2 separate regions of the Homo sapiens genome follow, and region 2 is linked to region 1. A link is a loop called in an ENCODE intact Hi-C map of the cell type or tissue named here. Cell type or tissue: PC-9. All regions are shown on one strand. Each heading gives the region's core, and the rest is flanking DNA. Links, peaks and the distances in the headings are about the cores only.

Evidence for each region. Hi-C counts contacts between places; a loop is a spot of excess contacts. Peaks named below come from ENCODE experiments on the same cell type or tissue, not always from the same donor. Only the 100,000 strongest peaks of a DNase experiment are listed, where the experiment ranks them.
Region 2: a loop joins it to region 1, with 2.5 times the contacts of the local background. A loop is called at or near these places in 2 of 110 quality-filtered maps.

Annotation. Positions count from the first base shown.
Region 1 is chr11:96,310,124-96,318,077 of GRCh38, forward strand. All of the region lies in intron 1 of MAML2 (mastermind like transcriptional coactivator 2), which reads right to left. Among named protein-coding and RNA genes, the nearest start is that of MIR1260B, 27 kb to the right of the region's middle. In PC-9, for the core only: no CTCF peak of the experiment used is centred there; DNase peaks (open chromatin) are centred at 4,358 and 4,728; H3K4me3 peaks cover 2,165 bases; H3K27ac peaks cover 2,500 bases.
Region 2 is chr11:96,224,228-96,232,181 of GRCh38, forward strand. All of the region lies in intron 1 of MAML2 (mastermind like transcriptional coactivator 2), which reads right to left. Among named protein-coding and RNA genes, the nearest start is that of MIR1260B, 110 kb to the right of the region's middle. In PC-9, for the core only: no CTCF peak of the experiment used is centred there; a DNase peak (open chromatin) is centred at 4,544; H3K27ac peaks cover 2,046 bases.

The DNA of each region.
Region 1 (7,954 bases), core at 3,054-5,553:
TGTGATTACGTGAAAAGGAAATTCTTCTATACATAAACTGAGAACTGATATGCAAAGAAGCCTACTATAAAAAAATAGCTAAAATGTTTTTGTTGTCAGAAGCTAAAGGTTATTTTTTTTTTCACTAAGTAATGTAAAAATCAGTATATGGAAAGTCAGAGCAACATAAAACGTTAAAAATTTTGAAACAAACTTTTAGATTCATTTTGCTTAAGAATGTATCAGGGTTTATACCATTTCATCAACATTATTACCTTGGGGATGACTACAGTATGTCAAATTTCACCCCAATGTGACCTGAAACTGCCAGAAGCATGAAATCTCTGGAATCATCTTTCAAGTTACCACATTGCTGCATATGAGTTGAAACATTTCAGTACATAAAAGAAAGATACACATTCTAACCCTGTATCTTCTTGAATACCTTTTCTAATTCACATATTATTAAAGCAAGAAACATGTAAGCCCTTTCTTCCTAGTCCTTAGGTTGGCAATACTGTGGTGTCAGTAATTTATAACATGCTTTCTCATATATAATAAGAAGCACTGGACTAAAGAGTCTGCTGGTTTGACTCTTCACGCAAGTCAATTCAAATTAAGTCACTGTGCCTCTCTGAGCCTCAGTCTCCCCAGGTGTAAAAAGGGAAAATATGGTCAACTCTTCTGCGTCCAGTGTTGTAAAAATAAAATGAGAAATTTCTTTATAAGCTATAATCTGCTATGTGAATGCATGGGACTCTTCTAAGGCATATTTTACAATATCATTTATGCAAATGTAGGTGAATATGTTAACCATATACCAGAAAAGTGGCAATAAATAGCCCAAGAAATGTGTTCAATGGCTAACATCTAAGGAGTCCCAACTATGTCTAGGCACCAAGCTAAGTACTTTACATGTATCATCTCATTTAACTCTCACAATAGCTCTTTATTAGTTATCACCCCATTTCATACATAAGGACATTGTAACTCAGAGAGGTGAGGGAATTTGTTCAAATGTTCACAAGAAAAGACAGGGCTTAGACTCAAATCTAGGTCCAGATAGCTTTTTACCACTTTATTATGTTTCACTATGTTTACATTGGCTAGGAGTTTGAGAAGTCATGTGAGTCCATTCCTGGCATGCAGCAGAATCATGAAGGGAACAAAAGAAGTGAAAGAGTAGGAAGAAATAGAAGAAGCTGGATAGTCACACTCACTTTAGTTCTTTTGTATAAGCCATTAGGAATCCTTAGATTATCTAAGATATTTCTGCAAAGCATCTTATAAAATCAAATTGTGATTCTGGAATATCTCCAACCTTGAATGTTAATCATTCCTGAAATATGAATGCACAATTCACCACATTCATCCCACGGGAGAAGGCAGCAGTAGTAGCAGAGGGTTGGTGCTACAGATAGCTAGAGATGGCGGTACCTAGATAGGATTCTCATAGCTGAGGCCAGCAAAGACACCTCTTCTTGATTGTCCAAGCTCCAAGCTGAGGTTCGAAACACAGTCTTACATGCAGAAATGGTGCTATAGGAAAACATATGTCCAAGTTATACACAGCTTACTTACAAGCTTTTGGAATCTAACTTTGTTATAATAGGGAGAATACCTCTATGATGGTTAAGTTTCACTGAGAGTTAGGCAATCAAAAGTTGTCTACATTTGCTTTTCTAAATAATTTTTTCAAGATCCTTTTTGTGACTTTGATGAGGAAGGCTTTTTTCCAATGGTGTGTACTATTTGATTCTAAGAGCAAAGATATCCTTCTTTGCCAGTGTAGCATGTAACAATAATAAAGCTATAGCCACTGATAAAGATCTATGTAGCTAGAATGAGCAAACACCGGCCAGGCTTGGTGGCTCACACCTGTAATCCCAGCACTTTGGGAGGCCGAGGCAGGTTCAAAACCAGCCTGGCCAACATGGTGAAACCCTGTCTCTACAAAAACACAAAAATTAACCGGGCATGATAGCAGGGGCCTGTAATCTCAGCTACTTGGGAGACTGAAGTGGGAGAATCATTTGAACCCAGGAGGTGGAGGTTGTAGTGAGCTGAGATTGTGCCACCTGCACTCCAGCCTGGGCGACAGAGCAAGACTCTATCTCAAAAAAAAAAAAAAAAAAAAAAAAAGAATGAGCAAATGCCCTGCCTTTCTCAATCAAGTTTATCATCTCACAAAGGAAAACTCCAAAGCCAAAACAGGCTGTCTCAGGCCAAGTCCTAAAGGGCATTTTCTTCTTTAATCACCCAATGAGAATCCAGATAGGTGGGCTTTTGTGTGTGAGAAGTGATTGTAATTCAACATTAGGGAACTGAAAATATCATTGGATTCATCATTACAATGGATTCATCTGAGTCTGAATGGACAGTAGGAAGCCCCGAGAGCTCATCCCAGGAGATGTACAATGTATGTTTTGAAATTTAGTCACTCTTTAAGTAAGCAAATTTGAACAATAGTTGTTTGACAATATGCTAAACTGAATTTCCCTCTAGGAAGTATGAGGCAGAGCACAGAAAGTAATATTCAGGCTATCCACTATTTTTTTTTATTGTGGTGGAACATTCATTACATAAAATTTACCATTTTAATCATTTGTAAGTGTACAAGTCTGTGGCATTAAGCACATTCACATTGCTGTGCAGCCATCACACCGTCTATCTCCAGGCAGGCCATCGACTTACCTGTTGTGAAAAATAGCTTTAGTTTCTTATCAGGAACTAATTTCAGTTAGTTAGGAACTGTACTGTGACACAGAAATAAATAGCTTAGTTGTATTGGAATCTGAACTAGTCCATCTCTTTATTAAATGTTATGCTAGTTATAGGAAGCAATATGTTCTCTTTCATTGGGAAGACAACTATATTTTCTACTTTCCCCAAAAAGTGCAGTGTTAGCGCCAGACAAAATAATAATCTTTAAGATAGTGAGTACTTGAATGTGCTGGCTACTATGCTAAGTATTTTATGTGCATCAACTCAGTCTCACAACCATCTAATCGTCATTATCCCTCTTGCACATGTGAAGGAAACTGAGGTGCGGAGGTTAAATAGATTGCTAAGATCCCACAATTAGCAAGGGGTAGAGCTGGGGCTCACAACCTGATCTATCTAACTTCTGAGACCAATAGTCTAACTCTAAGAGGTTCACAAATCCCGAGGCATCGGCATCCACCTGAGCAGCTGTTAGAAATGCAAATCCTTCATCCCCATCTCAGAACTGGGGTGGACGCCAAGGTGCAATGTAAGCAGCTCTCCGGGCCATTCTGAGGCTCACTGGAATTTCGGAACCTTTGCTCTAGCCACTGCCTCATTGCATTTCCCTTTTTTCACACTCCTTTCCCACCATGCCAAATCCCACCACTTGTTCTTGGTCACACAGTCTTCATTATTGTTCCCCACCTCGCCCAGCCTCCCCAAAATTGCCCCATTCTTCAAACTGACTTTTTCCTTCCTCTTTATAGCCTGCCTTTCTCCCATTAAAGACTCCTCTTTCCTGTCACTGTTTTCTGCTATAATTTAGTAAAAGAAACAAAAACAAATCCTACTAAGCCAATCCTACAAGGCTTTGGTTTGTTCACTCATCAATAAATATTTACAGAGAACCATATATTTTTAAGGTGTTTTTAGGAAGTGATCTAGTGTTTTGGGATACATTTGTGAATAAAAAGACAAATATACCCATCCTCATGAAGGTCCTCATACTTGATTAAAAATGCAGATATTAGGGTTTTACAGCAGAAATTTGGATTTTTCGACATTTGAAATAAGACCCTAGAATCTGCAGTTTATCAAGCACTCCAGGTGGTTCTGATGCCAGGTGAATCAGGTGATTTAAGTACCCTGATACATCCCGTGAAGTAGCTTGAGTAGGAGCACAGTAATTCATCTGGTGTTTCTGCTTTCTAAATTTGTTTGTCTTCTTCTCCCCATAGGGTCTTTGGGAGAGGGCAGGGATATGAAAAAGGAAAGGAAAAAATTTCAGGCAAACTGAAGTAGCATTTTTCAAGAAAGGGAACTTTCTAAGGTCTCCTAAGGCTAGTTCTGCAGAGAAGATTTTGCTTAACTTGAGCCCTGGGTGATGTGATTTAAAGACAGAAAACCAATACCAAAACGGGACAAGAGTCACAGGTGGCCTCTTGGCCTGTGCCCCCTGAGCTAGGCCAGCCAGCTGCTGTTTATAAACCTGTGGCCTGCTAGGGCCTGCTACAGATGGTCTTTTTGGATTATTTCAAAGACAACACCTTTAACTCTGAGTGGTAGTTTGGAATCATTTTAAGTCCTCTTGATATCCCCTCTTTCCTAGTAAGAACAAGACCAGCTTGTTTAACATTTCCTCATACCACAGATATTTTTCATGAGGCCTCACCCACTCCCAGACAATAACAACATCCTTCCTGTGGGTTGGTGACCAGTGCTGCACGTATCTAAGAGGTATAATAAGCATTTTACACGGTGGCATTGCCACCTCCTTCTCTTTGTTTCAACTCCTTCTGCTAAGATAACCTAAAACACAGGGAAACGGGAAAATAGGCAGCTTAACTTTTTTTCCCCTTTTCCAAGATGCCTCCCAAATTCTAGCCCTGAGTCAACTACTGTTCCATTATTCTGTCTAGAAGATAATATAGACTCATTTTGTACCCAATATAAATGTTTGGCACAGAAACAGCCTTCCTTCAAATGGGTCCAGAGGGGAAGTAGTTATGGGAGTGGCAGGGGCAGGCATGGCTCCATCCCAGCCCCCTGCAATCCAGACTCTAGGCCAGAGGACAGACAAAGTCAGCATTCTGAACGGGAAGCTGGTGTTGCAGCCACCAGTGAGGAATTGTATTCTTACTCCACAATTTAAAAGGCCAAACATTTGTCCTACTCCAAACAACAAAGTGCCAACCCTAGAGGTTCCATTTAGTTACAGTAGGCACTAGAAAGCTTCTGAGATAGATAGTATGAGTTTCCTAATCTGATTTCAACAACCTGGGCTGTTTTCCTTAGTTCTAAAGAGTATATTAAAGAGGAGGTTCTCCATCAGACATATTTTGCCTTCCAGGGGATACTTGACAATGTCTGATCCCAATTCATGGTCCTAATGTAGATGGAAGGTGGGGAATGGTATTGAAAAAATGAGGACAAAACGGTGCCAATGGATAATTTGTGGAAGGACATAGTTGTCCTCTTGTTAACCTTAAAGGCTGGAAATGATAACTCTAAACATTCCCTAAATAATCCATTTTGGTTTCCTGTAAAATATATTTATATTGTATCTAATTTATTTCATACTTATATTTTCATTCAAGCTACTACCTCTTGGGCTGATTTTCCTATATGCTTATCTCCACTTACCGTATAAAGTAGAAGTACATTTTATTTATTCCAATGCTATCTCTTTCACACTTTAAAATTTAAACTAGTCCTAGGATCTTGTTAACAGTTTCCAGACTCCTGTTTTTTTCATAGAGCTTTTTACATTTTTGTGCCTCTGGATTCAAAGGGTTCTAATGGTCTTGGTTTATCTTCATATAGCATTCACTCACCCACTCTGACAGGTCAGAATGACTCAATCTCATCATGCGTGGTACCCAGAAGGCCCAACAGAGAAGAGAGCAATCTAGTTGTCCCTGAGGATACTTGGCTCAAAGCCTCCTACCATCCTCTCTGAGCCAGGCTATGCATCCAGTCCCTGCACAGAGGAGCTGGCTGTGAGGAACTATAGGGAAACCCTGGTCTTGACTACACAAGCTTCAGTTTTACATAATGCAACTTCACAACTAATTTTTTCCCAATGGTCAGATCGGCAGGTAGACTGAAGCCATTAAGGTAGCCAAAAGCACCAGTCAACTGGGATATACAGTTTTTCTATCATGTGGACATAGCCTTGCCATCATTCAGCAATATGTAAGCCTGTGACTTTTCTGAAAAACAGAATGAGGGGATCTCTGGTTCAGTTCCTTGAGTTTCAATCTGGGTAAGTGGGTCACTTGTTGCATACTCTTGTAATATCCTTCCACTTAATATTCTAGAGGGATGGATTTGTTAGGGAAAACAGAAGCACCTATTCCTGCTGTTCCTTTATACCCTATCTTCTGGAATAGAATAAGTCAGGGTACTTGCTTGCCCATTCAAGAAGCAACCAGTATACCCAAGCACTCTGGTGGGTACTGCAGATACACAAATGAAAAAGGCAATAAAATGGAGTTTCTACTCTAAAGGGAGTGATAGACCAGAATGGGAACCAATACATAAATAAACACAGAAAATGCAGGTTGTAACAAATGCTATAAATAAAACAAAGAAGGGGCTAAGATACAGAATAACAGAAGAGTAATCTCTTTAGGAGGGATGTTCAATAAGGCTACCATTCATGTTGAGATCTAAAAATTAAGTGGGAGGCAGCCAGGTGATGAGTTGGAGAAATAACATAATAAAAGGCCCTCTGGGGAGAAAGATCTGGGCTCATTTGGAGAATTAAATGATCCACACACAACTTCTGTGTAGTAAGCAAAGGTGGCTTGAAAAGCGAGGCAGGCAGCAGCATGAGCAGGACCTACAGGCTTGCGTAAGGGGCCTGGATTTTATTCTAAGTGCAACAGGAGGCTACTTAAGAGTTTTAAGCAGGGGTAGGATGTAAACAATTGTATGTTGAAAGGTGTTAACTTTTGTTGCTGTACTCAGTATGGACAATACTAGAAAGAAGATGCCATTGCAGCAGTCGAGGGGAGAGGGGATCCTGAACTGGGCCAAAGTGGTGCCCAGACAGGGGATTCAAGCTATGCTTTGAAGATGGAACTGAGCAAATGATCCAATGGCACATAGAAGAGCAGATAGTTGGACTCCTCCTCTGCTGTTGGGGCCAAGCCCCCTCCCCACTCTGGTGGACACTTTATTTAAGAGTTAAGCACTCAGTGTCTTGGCGCTCATTATCTTGCCAAGCCCTCTGGTTTTACTCGTCCTTCAGCTTCAGGCCTGCATTCCACAGATGTTCCTCGGTGTCCTGTTCCTGCTTGCATTCACTGAAATGGTGCCTGTGGAAGGAGTAAATTGTTCCATCTGGGTCACACATGAAGCCAACAGAGCTTCCACAGAAGGAAAGATGCACCTTTGCAAATCTATACATTGGTGCCTCTCAAGGCACCCAGAAGCCACCTGGAAGCATAGATAGCTTTAAAACGTCTATGCTTCAGTGTCTTCAAAGCTAAAAAATACATTTCATATCCGACCTCCAAAAATGCCTAAAATGCTTAAGCCAAGATGATTTCAAAAACTTCCAAGACTTGAGAGTTTCCTAAAAGCCTGTGTCTCCAAAAGAGCCACACATTTCATTCCCAGTAGAGGCCCGGGAAATTATGAGGGTATGTGAGATGCACAAATTTTCAAATACCAGATGTCTTCAAGAATTATACTGTGCCTCCCTTTACCAAAACATACCAACCTACTGAATTGTTATATTCTTTCTGAGGCTGGAAGTTACTAGTGTCCCTTCCCTCTTACTGCCAGTTTCTCTAATGGTCACTCCAGGAAAGAAAATGACAAGAGGAACTGAAAATAGGGCTGCAGGCTGCCCAGCTTTGGAAAGGCAAGAACTTCTGTGGCAGGGAGCAGCTCCTTGGTCAGTGCTGGGCTAAGAAAAATCAGCTGCTTCCTAGCTCAGGTGCCAAGACTGACAGAAGGAGACAGAAACCCCAGGGCACCTGCGTCTTTCTTCTCCAGGTTCCTTTGCTGACAGATGACTTATTTGCAGAGCATATTCAACAGGAACAGCCTGAGTAGGAAAACATCAGGTGGCTATTGAAAGTGCTTTTACGTATCTAAATGGTAAACTCCTGAGGACAAATCAAGACTTTAACACAAGCTGTGAATCCAGAGTTATTCTTCCCACTCAGTACATATGCAAGTGGCAGTCACAACTGGCAAGTGAGAGTTGCTTTAGAGGTTACTAGGCCTCTTAATATCTTGGATATTTTGGGTTGAA
Region 2 (7,954 bases), core at 3,313-5,812, 86 kb before region 1:
GTAGTACAATGATCCACATTTTAAAATTCCTAAAGTACCAGTCTATTTATTTACTCAATAACCCTCCTTTTCAAACACTCTGATAACTCTCCACTGCCCAAGGTGTGCCTTGTTACCGTATTCAAGGGGCTCCAATATATCCTTCCAACCTTAAATTCCAACAGTGCCCCAACCCCATGACTACTGTCCCTGGAGATCTATACTTTCCTACCTCTATGCCTTTGCTACCACAATTCTATCTATTTGAATGGCTGTTCTTCTTCCAAGGCCCAATTCAAGTTCTTCCAAGATGTCTTCTCATCTTTCAATGTTAATTAACTTTCTTCTCCTTGTGCCCCCATAACACCTCCTCTGTAGCTCTCTCACAAAACTCAATACAGTGAGCTTCATATCATATTAAGTTTTGTGTATGTGTCCATCATCTCTGTTATACTCTCAGCTTCTCTGGGACAGATTATATCTTTGTCACCTCTGCATAAGTGTATCCCCTTCCCAGAGCACATGACATAGTAATTGGCACAAAGTAGATGCACATAATGTTCTTTACTTGAATTTGTTGAATCTACTTCAGAGGAATAAAAAGAAAATAAAAACAAAATTAGGTCATTATTTGGATTCTTCAAGTACTGGTGATTCTTGTTTTCATGGTTACAAGGATTTTTGTTTTTTTTCAAAATGACATTATTTATACTTTAAGACAGTTAGCTAATTTCCAGGAAAAGCACTTTGTCTAAAAGCACTTCTTATTGACAAATTGAACATTGTGATACATTGCACTACTTTAGAAAACATGCAATTCATGTAAATACTCTGGGGGAGTTTCAATGTTTAGGTATTTTAGTGTTTTCAAATCTCTACAAATTCTTTGCTATTCCTCTTTTCAGAAAAGGTGAAAACTACCTTCTTCCTGAGTGCAGGTTTGACTCAGTGACCAGCTTCTAAGGAACAAAATAGAGGGGAAGGAAGTATGGTGTGCAACTTTGGAACTAGGTCATAAAAGACCATGCAGCTTAATTTTTGCTTTCTCTCTTTGATCACTTGCTATAGGGAAGCCAGCCACCATGTCAGGAGGACAATTAAACTGCCCTACAGAGAGGCTCACATGATGGTGTCACCTGTCAACAGCCTTTGGAAGCAGATCTTCCATCTCTATTCATGCTTCAGATGATAGCCCCAGCATACAGCTTGACTGCTACCTCAGGAGAGACCTGTACCAGAACCACCCAGCTAAGTTGCTCTCTGATTCCTGACTCTTAGAAAGCATATGTGGTAATAAATGTTAATTAATTTTGAGGTAATTCATTATTCAGAATAATAACCATGGCCAGGCATGGTGGTTCACACCTGTAATCCCAGCACTTTGGGAGGCTGAGGTGGGTGGATCATTTGAGGTCACAAGTTCAAGACCAGCCTGAGCAACATGGTGAAACCCGGTCTCTACTAAAAAATACAAAAATTAGCTGGGCGTGGTGGCGGATACCTGTAGTCCCAGCTACTTGGGAGGCCGAGGCAGGAGACTCACTTGAATCTGGGAGGCGAAGGTTGCAGTGAGCCAAAAATGGGCCACTGTACCCCACCCTGGGTGACAGAGCGAGACACTATCTCAAAAAAAAAAAATTAGATAACCAATACAGATTGTACAGAGATCGTACGAGCATTCTCATTGTAGTTATTCATAGTTTTAAATCTATGATCATTAATGTCCAAGGTAGCAAGGAAATTTGAGCTGGTTATCAAAAATTGTAATCTGGAACCCACCTTTAGTTGATCACCATTCATTCAATTAATTACATATTTAGCAAATACTTATTGTCTCCTATCAGCCAATCACTATGCTACATCTTAGAAATACAAAGACAAATAAGATATGGTGCATGTTTTTAAAGGCTCAATATCCTAGTGTTCCCCACCACAGATAGCATGGGGATTGAATCTGAGGAGGCTTTATTGCCTAAAAAGTTATTTAAGAATGATTTTATGTCACAGGGAAAGAATTTGGGTGGAATTCAAGAAAAGACTCTGGGCCAATTACAGTTTTAGCAGGTAAGGTCCCAAACAATGCCAGACCAGACAAACAGCTTCAGGCTTTGAAACTAAAGACAGTGGTCTCAGGTTGTGTGACAAATAGAATTCTATGCAATGGCCTGTCTGTCTATATAGTCTCTCACACATAAGAGCAATCATTGCCAATAATGCCATCCTCAGGCATGAAGGACAGTGACATTAATGGGAAGAAAAATATTCCATTAGTAAAACATCCCCTAATTAATTCTAATCTGTTCCCTGGAAAAGCTGCTCTAGAGGAAAGATTTTTTTTCTCCACATGCCAAACTGCCAAGCATTACTTTGGAAAATTTTCCATTTAGTTTCAAGGAATATTAAAATGTTTCACTTAGCAAAAATTAGAAATGAATCTATTTCCTAGCTCATATTATATATAAAGATAAGATTTTTACAGACAGTGTCAATTCTTAATTGAGCATATCAGCTAAAAGCAACTAAATTCTATTAGTCTCTGAATTGACATTTATTATTATTCTTATTCTTTACTATAAAAATGCACTTAAGTACCTAAACTGCATGCCATCTTAGAAACTGTGATACAGCAATGACAGATGTAGCCCTTATTCCCCTAAAAACTTTAAATTTGTCAGATAAAATTAGCAGAAAACAAACAAATCAAAACTGCATAAAATAGAATATCTTCACATCAATTCATTAGTGAAACAGTAAAAAATGTTACGTTCAATGGAGGAATATGAAACACAACAAAAGTGACAAACCAGTAGCTACACTATGCCTCAATAAGTATTCACAGAATCAGCAACATGTCAAGCTGTCTCCTACCTCGGGGCCCTTGTACCTGCTAGCCTTTCCCTACCCAGCAAGTTCTCTCTGCTTAGCTATCATGTTAATCCTTCAGATCTGAAAGCATGTGCCCCTTTCTTCGGGAAGTTCTCCTTGACTCCCTAAAATTATATCAAGTTTTCTGACTCTCTAAACTTTCCTTAATATCACTTATTATAGTTCATAGTTTCCTTCTAATAGGTATATACTTACCCTAGTACCTACGCATAATCCTGTAGTGATCCATTCCTTAATATTGCTTTTCATAGTTCACAGTTATACATTTATGTGATTATTTCATAAATAAGTCTCATTCACAGCTATACTGTAAGTTTCATGCCAAGAATGCAGGGAGTGGTTCTCTCATCCTCCTGTTTCAGCCCAGTGCCTGGCACACTGTGGTTGCACAATATATATGTGAATAAATGAATAAATGAGCAGTATAGTATGTGTTCAGAGCATGAGCTCTGAAGTTAAACATATTTCAGTACAAACACCATAATCTCACTATCCAATTATGTGACTTTTGACATAGTTTGCTCCTCTCTGAGATTCATTCAGTTTTCTCATGGGTAAAATGGAAATAATAATAATAGTAGTTTCCTTATATGGTTGTTGTAAGTTTAAATGAGAAAAGGCATACAATGTGTTTTGCTTAACACCTGGCAGAGAACAAGTGTTTATTGTTGTTGCTGCTGTTATTATTTATGTCTCTGTCGCCATCGAATGAAATCATTACAAACTCGGCCAGGTGCAGTGGCTCATGCCCGTAATCCCAGCATTTTGGGAGGCCAAGGCAAGCAGATCGCTTCAGCCCAGAAGTTTGAGACCGGCCTGGCCAACAAAGTGAGACCCCTGTCTCTACAAAAACTACAAAAATAGTGGAGCGTGGTGGTGCACACCTGTAGTCCCAGCCACTCGGGGGGCTGAGGTGGAAGGATCACTTGAACCTGGGAGGCTGAGCCTGGAGTGAGCTGAAACAGTGCCACTGCACTCCAGCCTGGGGGGAGAAAAAGGGAACACTACAAACTCAATTCTCTCATATTTTTTTCTTCTTGTTCAGGAAGGTGGGAGAGAAAGTACTGATTGAGTCTATCTCTGATGAGCTTCTGGACAGCCCAGTCTTGGCCACATCGGGTTTCCAGACATTTTTGCTGCCTGGCTAACTCCCCATGGCATCAGCTAACTTCAATCACTCCCTCCAGCCATCACCAGGCTGGATTCTTGGTTTCCTATTACTATCTAGAGGTAAAGCTCTTTAATTTATCTTGCTTTTCTCCTTCATGCTAGCACCCAGTTCCTAGGATATGACACTGTGTAGAGCTAGGTCAGAAGAGAAATGAAGTCACACTCAAAAATGGTTCCACTTTTCCAACTTCCAAACACTTTCCCCAAGTCAACCATGTACATACACCTTGACTTTCCTCTCAGGATGACTTCCTGCCACAACTAATGGAGTGCCTGGCTAAAAATAAACAAATAAAATAAGAAGATGGCCGCTGTCCACCTTCCATTGGGACATTTTACTTTTGAGAACAAACATTTAGTCACTGAAGCTGAGGAAGTCCTCATTCAAGGACAGGGTTTCCTTGCTCAGTCGGCCAGACCAGACCAGACAAGCCTCATGCGCCTGAAGGTCCTGGCTCCTGGACCCTCACTGTATTTATAAAGTCTTAACAGAGTGACTGTGAATTCCATTGTGGTGATGCTGCCTCCGGCTGGCAGATGGCCATGGTTTCTAGACTTCATAAGCAATTTTGAGGCCTGCAGATATGGGCATTGAGAGCACTAGGCTCTCCTTTACATATCTATGTTCACGCGGTCTCTTGTAAAGTTATCTTTGACATATTTTAAACTTATTAGTTGTTTTCTGAAAATGTGGCTACTTCTAGTTGAACAAAAAAAAAATGCTCCCTAGTCTCTCACCTCCTGAGGCATAGCTTTGTAGAACAATCTATAGAAATAAAGAGCTTTTAGGAAGTTCAGGGTTGAAACAAAGAAAAAGAAAGTTGTTTCTCAGCAGAAAAATGCAACAAAGCCTTTCTTCTTACCAAATAACTTAAGAATGTCTGAACAAAAACATCCCAAACCTGGCTAGTGCCAGAATTTCTCAGATAAGTCAAGAGAGGGGAAAAACACAAATCACACCCCAAACCACCAAGAGATGAATGAATGGCAAAAAGAAAACAATACATAATTTAAAATGTTGTTAAACATTTAAAGAAGTAAATTGTAACCATTTTCTAGAACAGCAATTATACGTAAGAGTGTTTTCTAATTAATTTTCTTCTGAAAACAATTGGTGAGATCCTGCAGAGATTCCCTCTCTTCCCCCAAGGCCTTTCACACCCCTGGAGCCCCAGGAAGCCCTCTGAATCTCCACTCTCTACCTACCTAGAGGATCCCTTACCAGATACTACCTCGTGTGTCATGTTGTAAAGCATTTCTCACAATGTGGCTAGTCTTTCTAACCAGACTGCAAGCATCCTAGATACAGAAATATAATCACATGATCTCCCCAGAAGCTACCATGGTGCCTTGACTACATATCGATTGATTCATTTAAGAATTTCTAAATGTTTTCTTCAAACCAACAGAGAATAAAAATCTGAATGAGTACTTCATTGCATTATACCAGTATAAAAGCAGAACTGGCAATACCATAAATTTGAAATTACTCACATTTTGAGGAAATTGTAGACTCTTTGGGCTGCAGAGAAATATCATTGCTTGGTGCTCACTCTCACATAACATTCTGTCTTGCAAAATACCAGACAGATATCAAAAGCAGGAAGGTGGGTGTGGATATGGAAAACAGAAATCAATTTGCAGTATTTTGGTATCCTAGAACCAGTGAAACTTTTTCTTACACAGAAAAGTACTATGTTTGGTATGCAAATATTATTATTAAACTTAACACCAGTTGTTAAGTTTTCAGAATTGTTATCCTCAATAGGATAAGCTGAAAATTGAAACAGCTTTAAGAAAAAACATTTAACGAAACGTGGGATGTTTAATGAAAAATTTCCCACAATATGACTGTCCCTGGTCCCATTTTTAGAAAGAAAATCCTGAGCTATTTAGAATATGGAATGATGAATATGGATAGACCTGGCTAGTCTAGAATAGTCTAGGATAGAATATGAGTATGATGATGACAACATTTGTGCAAAAATTTTCAGTTTATAAAAATACATCAAAATTCATTAATACCTCTTTCAAAGATTTATATGTTTTGCTCATTCAAATATTTGTATATATCTATATATATTTGTACATCTTGATTCTCAATTTAAATGCATTACTTCACTTACTGCTCTTTTAAGGATTTATACATATTCTTTTTTCAATGATTTATACACAGTGCTTTTTGATGTAGGCAAATGAAGCAGCTGAAATGTTAGAAGAACAAGGTTGTAACTTAACTACTTTATAGCATCCTATATGCAGAGTTGAAGACTAGACATACTAGCTCCCTTTCTTCAAATGGGTAAACGAATACACAGAAATGTTAAATAATTTACTAAAATGTATGTAGGGATGACTGCCTCTTGAGTTTCCTGATTTCCAGGACAGCCCACATCAGATTATGTTGATTCTTTTCTGGCCAGTCTGAGACCTATAGAGTCCCAACGTTCTCTGATTTCATCCATACCTATCTTTGGAAATAGTCCTCAGGAAATGAGGGAACAATACGAAGCCTAATGTGCTGTGATGTGTGTAGAATATATTTGACACTTGTCTCGCTAATTAAAACTCTACTTCTCTACCCAAATAGCGGTGTTGTAAGAGATCATCACACTCACTTCTGCATTTCCTTCCTTATTTAATGTCCTCATGGTCACATGAGATGACTAAATGCTCAGGTCCTGAGCTACATTTCCATGTTTAGTAAATCAGGAAATAGTGAAAGATATGTCTTGTGACATTTTCATTCCAAACTTAGACTAGGCATGAGTATTTAATGACAAGCGAATAGATGTGAATGAGAAAGAGGTCAAGATTTGAATAATCTGGATTGGTATCTAAAATAATTTATAAGAAAAAATCATATATAGGGGGTTTTAATAAATATATTTCTCTCTATATAAAAACTCTCCTGATTCCCACAGGTAAAATTATTTCCTCTTTCGTGTATCACCATCTGTAGCCCTCACAACTCCGAAAACACTTTATTGTACTAGTTTTACACACCTGTCTTTTAAATGTAAAGTCTCTACAGAAAGGAAATGCGTTGTATTGATTTCTGTATTCCTATTAACTTGAATAATACTGAAATACAGTAGATGCTAAATATGCTTGTTTCATAAATGTGGGATAAAATAAATGTTTCTGTAGCCTACGCCATTAAGGATTTTATACTGGAGCTGGGAGATAATCAATCACGTAATATTTAGTGGTACCTACTGTAGGATGTAAAGGAAGACGACAATGAGATGCACCCTGAGGACTTGGGAATGGCAGAAATGAGATTGTTCTACATACAAGAGAGGGATTTTTGTAAAACTCAACTGAAAGAGAATAGGACTTGACTGGAAACTGCCGACTATATTTAAGACCTTATGAAAAACAAATGTATGAGTTGGAAAGAGAGTTGGTCACTCATGGGAACAATGAGAGAGCTGCAGAGTAATCCTCCAAGTAAGCACTTTGCCAGGACAGTAAGCAGTCAAGGAAGCACTGTCCACTATCCAAGCTCATCGTACAGAAGGACACTACCTACCCAGTCTTGTGGGCAGGAATCTCCTTAGGTTAAAAAATATGTCACCAATCTTCTTGTTCTAATCCTTAAACCTGTGATTCACCTGACTAGTCGCTTTTGCCTTGATTCCATGCTCACCAAGAGTTCTGATGCCTCTAACTAAACTCAAAGAGCTCACCTGAAGGTACCTGAGGACGTAGGTGTCTAGTTATGCTAGATAGGGATATTTTATTTTGAAAACTAATAAATTAGAATCAATCTGATGAATCCGAGGAAGATGAGTTTGCCTCTGGCTGATGTAGTAACATGTGGTATCCTGCCATTCACATCACTGTGCTTGTGAGTCTGAGGGGCAAATTTAGATCCCCCCAAGATGATTCCTCCCTATGGGTACTTGTGGTCTTC